2 separate regions of the Mus musculus genome follow, and region 1 is linked to region 2. A link is a loop called in an ENCODE intact Hi-C map of the cell type or tissue named here. Cell type or tissue: left cerebral cortex. All regions are shown on one strand. Links, peaks and the distances in the headings refer to the core of each region. The heading gives the core; the rest is flanking DNA.

The links. A loop is a pair of places that touch in the nucleus more often than their neighbours do. Peaks named below come from ENCODE experiments on the same cell type or tissue, not always from the same donor. Only the 100,000 strongest peaks of a DNase experiment are listed, where the experiment ranks them.
Region 1: a loop joins it to region 2, with 2.1 times the contacts of the local background. A loop is called at or near these places in 8 of 42 quality-filtered maps.

What each region holds. Positions count from the first base shown.
Region 1 is chr12:75,817,895-75,820,798 of GRCm38, reverse strand. Gm40447 reads left to right here and starts at 1,171. Exons shown (of 7, transcript XM_011244246.1): 1 at 1,171-1,302; 2 at 1,448-2,890. The coding sequence starts at 1,171. The coding sequence ends at 2,716. Syne2 (spectrin repeat containing, nuclear envelope 2) reads right to left here and starts at 2,481. Exons shown (of 116, transcript NM_001005510.2): 1 at 2,321-2,481. In left cerebral cortex, for the core only: CTCF peaks have their summits at 1,421 and 2,573; DNase peaks (open chromatin) are centred at 1,501, 1,989, 2,275 and 2,497; H3K4me3 peaks cover 1,548 bases; H3K27ac peaks cover 516 bases.
Region 2 is chr12:75,891,990-75,894,893 of GRCm38, reverse strand. It overlaps Syne2 (spectrin repeat containing, nuclear envelope 2), which reads right to left. Exons shown (of 116, transcript NM_001005510.2): 9 at 1,711-1,811. Among named protein-coding and RNA genes, the nearest start is that of Mir5101, 16 kb to the left of the region's middle. In left cerebral cortex, for the core only: CTCF peaks have their summits at 401 (motif pointing left) and 1,250 (motif pointing right); no DNase peak of the experiment used is centred there.

The sequences.
Region 1 (2,904 bases), core at 118-2,617, 74 kb after region 2:
TTTAATCCTTAGTAGATAAGCAAATAAAGTACAAAGCGAGCTGTTAGTTTGATAATGTATTTTATTTTCCACCTACTTTCTCCAGTATATAAAGGAAGTGACCCCAGCTGCCTTGTCCACTCTAGAGTCCCCACACCTAGCACTCTATAGTCTCCCCAATGCCCTCACCTCTAGCACAATGCAACCTGCATACTCAATAAATACTTACGGATGAGCAAGATAACCACAGGCTATACGTACATTCACAATAAGCACCTCACGAATGACCACTTGTATTATTTGGGTCTCCCAGTGTCCAGCCCAGTGGTTGGCACATTGCAAGAGCCTATTGGCAGATATGAATGTTTGTGAAATTACTGGAAATCGCTACTTAGACACATGATGAGTCACAGCCAATAAATGATAAGTAGCTTTTCGTCCCTGGCAGTTGCTAGAATGGGACCTATTCTGCTTTGAATCCTCCAGTAAACTTTCACTGGTGCTACTGAGGGCACACAAGACTCAACCCCCTGTGACTCAGCCCTGTAAACACAGGCAGTATCCAGCAACACCATTAGCCCGAGTCCATTGAAACGCTAATAACATTTCTAAGTGGGTAAACTTACTCTTTTTTTTTAAAGAGAGAGACTCTTACTGTATCAGATAAGTTGATCCAAAGTGGTTTAATTTGGGATTTTTAAACATTCAAATAGAAGCTGTTAAATCATGAACTGGTGGCTGAAAGTTGTAATTCCAGCACCTGGGCTGGAATAAGGAGCTCAAAGCCAGGTTCAATTATGTAACAAATTCAAGGCTATCCTTGATTACCAGAGACCCTGTATCCAAACAAAACCAAATGGAAGAAGCTTTTTAACTCAACTAGGTAGGCAAAGACCAAAACCCTTCCAAGGTTTACTCATTTTTATCTTCGCCAGCGTCTTCACTAATAAAACTTTATGTGTATTACACCTGTTCCCACCACCCCGAGTGTGTGTGTGTGGGGGGGGGGGTGTTGCAGAGGAGGAGGCAGCTGACAGGCAGGACAGAGGCCACACAGTAGCCACCGCAGGGAAAGCCTTTGGAAGTCTTGAGAATTTTCCAGAAAGAAAACTGGAGCCCCAGTCATGCGTTGAAGCGTGTAAACACGTCAAAAATCCTAGGCCATAAAAACCGAATGCTCCTTCTCCCATGATGGCGTTTACTGGAACGGGAGCTGCGAGGAGGCCAGGTCTGCTTAACTGTGCCCCCACCCGAACATTCGAGCTCAGCCACAGAATTACCTCCAGCAAGAGCTTTGGGGGATGGAAACTTTTAGGGAAGCAGGTGGAGTTGCTTCAAATAAAACTTTTCAAACATTTGTTAAGTCCCACGGTTACTGAGAGCCTCCCCGGTTTGCCTCGAGCTACTACATGGTGCCTGTGCACAACCGCGCCTGCTGCCACTCCGTCCCGACGCTCCCTTCCACTAGGGGAGGGGAAAACAACTTTCGGAAATAAGGCGCGTCCACAAAGGCAAGTGTTACACTGGACTTCTCCACCTCCATCTCAGGCAGCGGCTCCTGTGGCCAGCAGCCCTGGATGCAATCCACGGGCCCCCTCCCACACTGGGCATCTTTTCAGACCTCAAGAGAGAGACCGTAAGGAGGACCAGGTGCTACCGTCAGACCCTAAAGGCAATTGTACAGACAACAAAGACCGCAAGCGATCAAAATGGAATTATAATCCCCGCGGTCCCAGCGCCCCCTCTCCGCCCGCCGAGACTCAGGGCCGCCGCGCCCGCCTCTTCTCTTCCAACGCAAGGGTCCCGCGTCCTGTCCACAGTGTGCGCCCCGGCTGCAGGTTCTCCGGTCCCCGGGGCTAGCCTCCCGCCGCCCGTGGTTTTGCAATCTCTGCGCCGCGGCTTCAGTGTTCTAACACCCGGTTCGAAATCTTTCCCGCCCAGGCGTGACGCGAGGAATGCAAACAATCAGCCGAGCGCGCCCGCCTGGACCGGGATAGGGGGACAGTGGGGAGTCCCGGGGCCGAGCTGGGTGCACCCGCGGGCCGGGCCCGGAGGTGACACAAAGAAGCCCGGGACACCAACGCCAATCGCTGGCGCTCGCCGCGATCCCCAGGGTGCCCCGCCCGCCGCTAAGTTTACAGCGCCCCGCGCGCCCCGCTGTCCCCTCCCGGGTGAAGTTTCCCACGGCCCAGCTGGGAGCCGGGCATCCAGAGACTCCCGTGGGCCCCCCGGGCTCCCCGCTGGGCTCTGGGGACTCCGCAGGGCTCGTGCCCGCCTCTTCCCCGCCCTCCCGCTCTCGCAGGGCGCTTTAGGGCGCGGAGCCCCCCGCGGCTGCGCTCACCGTTGTCTGCCCGGCCGGGAGGCGAGGGCCGGAGTTCGACCCGACCTACTCCGCGCCCCCCTCGCCTCGCTGCCTCGATGGCGCCCCTCGATCGCTCTCCCGCTCGCTCTTCCGTGCGGCCGAAGGCTTGCGGCGCAGCCGAGCGCGCTCCGCTCTGGACTGGAGGCTACAGACCACGCCCCGCGCCCTCCCGGCCCGCCCAGTCCCGCGCTCGCCGCCGCCCGGAGCAGCGCACTGGGGGCGGAGCCGCCTCCCTGCGGCCACCGCAACTTTCCCTCCGCCTTACAGACCCTTGCAGGTGGCGGGAGTGAGGAACTAACTCCGAACGCAGGTTCACGAGCCTCCGCCTCCGTGCCTACCCGCAGCTGGAGACAAAGGGGAGGCCGACTCTCCTAGAACACTTTTCAGGCGGGTTTCACTTCTTCACGGTGGGTGGATGCCTAGATCTACAAATCAGCGAGCCGACCGCGATCCGGTCCTTGAACCCAGGTGGAGCCTTAGAGAAACATGGACTTTTCATCGGCTTCTTAAGAGTGTCAGGAAGCCCAGACCTCGACCTCACCTACGGAGGTAAGATAAGGAGG
Region 2 (2,904 bases), core at 146-2,645:
AACAACAGAGCACAAAGCCTTCCTGTATGTGGAGCACACAATCCCATTCAGACAATCCCATACTGACCAAGCTGTGAGCAAAAGCGGACAAAATCTGCCAGCTGGAGGCATGGCCAAGTATGTTAAACTGGAGGAGGGCAGTGGCTGCATGATCGTGCAAATGCCTAAAAAACTGACTGAACTGAATACTTTAAAGAGCTTATTTCACTAAAACAAATACAAGTCAAAATAGATCAAAATTTTATTATCTCTAAATTGTTCAAAAGGACTGAAGAGGCGGCCGGTGGTCAATAGAACTGCAGGCTTTTCCGGAACACCTAGGTTTAGTTCCCAGCACCCACATGACTATGAACTGTGGTCTCTTACCTCCAGTTCTAGGCAATCCAACGCCCTCTTCTGGCCATCATGGGCACTGCATGAATGTGGTACACAGCCATGCAGACAAAATACCCATATAAAATAAATAAACAGGCATGCATGGTGGCACACACCTTTTATCACCGCACTCACGAGGCAGCCTGGTCTAGAAATGGAGTCCCAGAGCTACACAGAGAGACCCTGTCCCCCCAAATCAAAAATAAATAAATCTTAAAATTATTCAAAAGTCAGCTTAATTTATAACTCATCCCGTGCACTGCCCGCTATCGTTTGGCTCTTGATTGATAACATCACAGGCTTGAACACCAGGGAGGGCACCAGCAGCACACAATGGGAAGAAACTAAGAGCAAAGCTCTACGTCACAGAGCATATCCCCAAAAGGGGACCACCGAACTCTAGTCTTGTTCTCGTCTGTACTTCCCTTGCTGTGTCAAACTCTGTCCATTATGATGACCAAGGCCAGCTGGCTACAGCCCAACCTCTCAAACTGGGAGCTAAAATTAATGTTTCTCTTTTAAAGTTGTTATCCATGCTACTTGCCACCCTAACCCAGAACTAATACAATACCTATCTAGAAGCTGTTTAAATAACTCACTGGAGCTTGAAAAGCCATCACTTGAACATAAACAAACAAACAAACAAACAAACCCGACAAAACAAATTATAGTGAGAGAAATTAAAACATTACTTTCCTGGAATAAGCCTAGAAAAGAGGCATAATGGAACATGGTGGATATTGAAACTATGACTCCATGTATGTTTTACATACTTGAACGAATTGCACAAATTGTTTGTATTTTTTTTCCTTCGTTTAAGATTTTCCTATTTGCTACATATACAGTGTTTCCTGCATGTATGACAGCAGGCCAGAAGAGGGCACCAGATCTCATTATAGATACTTAGGAGCCACCATGTGGTTCCTGGGAACTGAACTAGGGACCTCTGGGAGAGCAGCCAGGGCTCTTTACCTCTAAGCTATCTCTACAGCCGCTGTTTGTTTTCTCAAGACAGGGTTTCCCTGTGTAGCCCTGGCTTTCCTGGAACTCGTTCTGTAGACCAAGCTCGCCTTGAACTCAGAGATCCACCTGAGTACTGGGATTAAAGGCATATACCACTATTGCCAGTCATGAATTACACATTTAAGTTGTGTGTGCAACTTAAATTTCAGGTTTCTTTCTTTCTTTCTTTCTTTCTTCCTTTCTTCCTTCCTTCCCTTCTTTCTTTCTTCCTTCCTTCCTTCCTTCCTTCCTTCCTTTCTTTCTTTCTTTTTAAATCTAACCAATTGTGTACAACCAAAAGAAACTGAGTGGGTAGCCAGGAAGACGACATACCTGTGTGGAATCCCCGGGGCCAGGCGCATCCTTCGAATACTTCAGGAACTGCGCCACGTAAGTCATGATGGACTTCTCATCAGGATTCACGACATCTACATCTGCAAGACACACCACAGCATCCATCAGCTATAGGAGGGGCTTCCCATAATTAGTTCTCAAGGGGACAATGGCCTAGGCCATTGGGTTCAGAGACTCTTGAATTAACCAAAGTCGTGGACCAGCCCTGCACTCTGCTGCTCATCCTCCTAGCTCCAGTGCTGTGCAGAAGTTCAGACTTAGATTTACTGTCAGCTGAAAGTAGCTGGGATGCTGGCATTGCGCCATCAGCATCGTCGTCAAAAACACAGCATTGCCCTGGGTGTTGGTTATGGGACGACACGACAATCCAAGGGGTCAAGAGAAGAAAATCAAAGCATTTCTCTTTGGGGAGACACAGTGCACTGGGCAACACTCAGCAAGTGTAACGGATTCCCTGGCACACTAGCCTAGGCATCTATACAGTAGACCGTCTCCAAAAGTATATTCATTGTATACAAGTCTTGTTCAGGACATTCAGAGTTTACTTACTCGTACACAGAATGAATAAACTTGACGTCTATGGGCCAGTATTTGTGTTGCATGTAAGAAAAATAACTACCTTAAAAACAAGGTAGTAAATACTGAGATTTAACCCTTCCCACTGGAAAGACTTCATTTTTGCTATTATTTGTGCTTCACGGAATTGCTCATGGGTGCTAAATCTTTATTTGTATTTATCTATATATTTTCAAACAGGGCCTCATTAGTTAGCCCAGACTGGTCTCAGCTGACTCTCCTGCCTCAGCTTCCTAAATCCTGGGATTACAGGTGTGCACCAACACTCACGAGCATCTGAATGAGGAAAGAGCTGAGCTACCAACATCTTCCATGATGGTGATAGCCATTGGGCCACCATACTGGTTGTATTTATACCGCAAAAGGACATACGTGAGCACGTGATTTGTTCTTTTACTGACTTCTAGAAAACCCACTGGGCAATTGTTAGTAAGAAATACTAAAATATGTCCTGCCTAGAGCTGTCATGTTACAATTAACATTAAAAACAAAACAAACAAACAAACAAAAAAACCTGCCGGGCGGTAGTGGCTCATACCTTTAATCCCAGCACTCGGGAGGCAGAGGCAGGCAGATTTCTGAGTTCGAGTCCAGCCT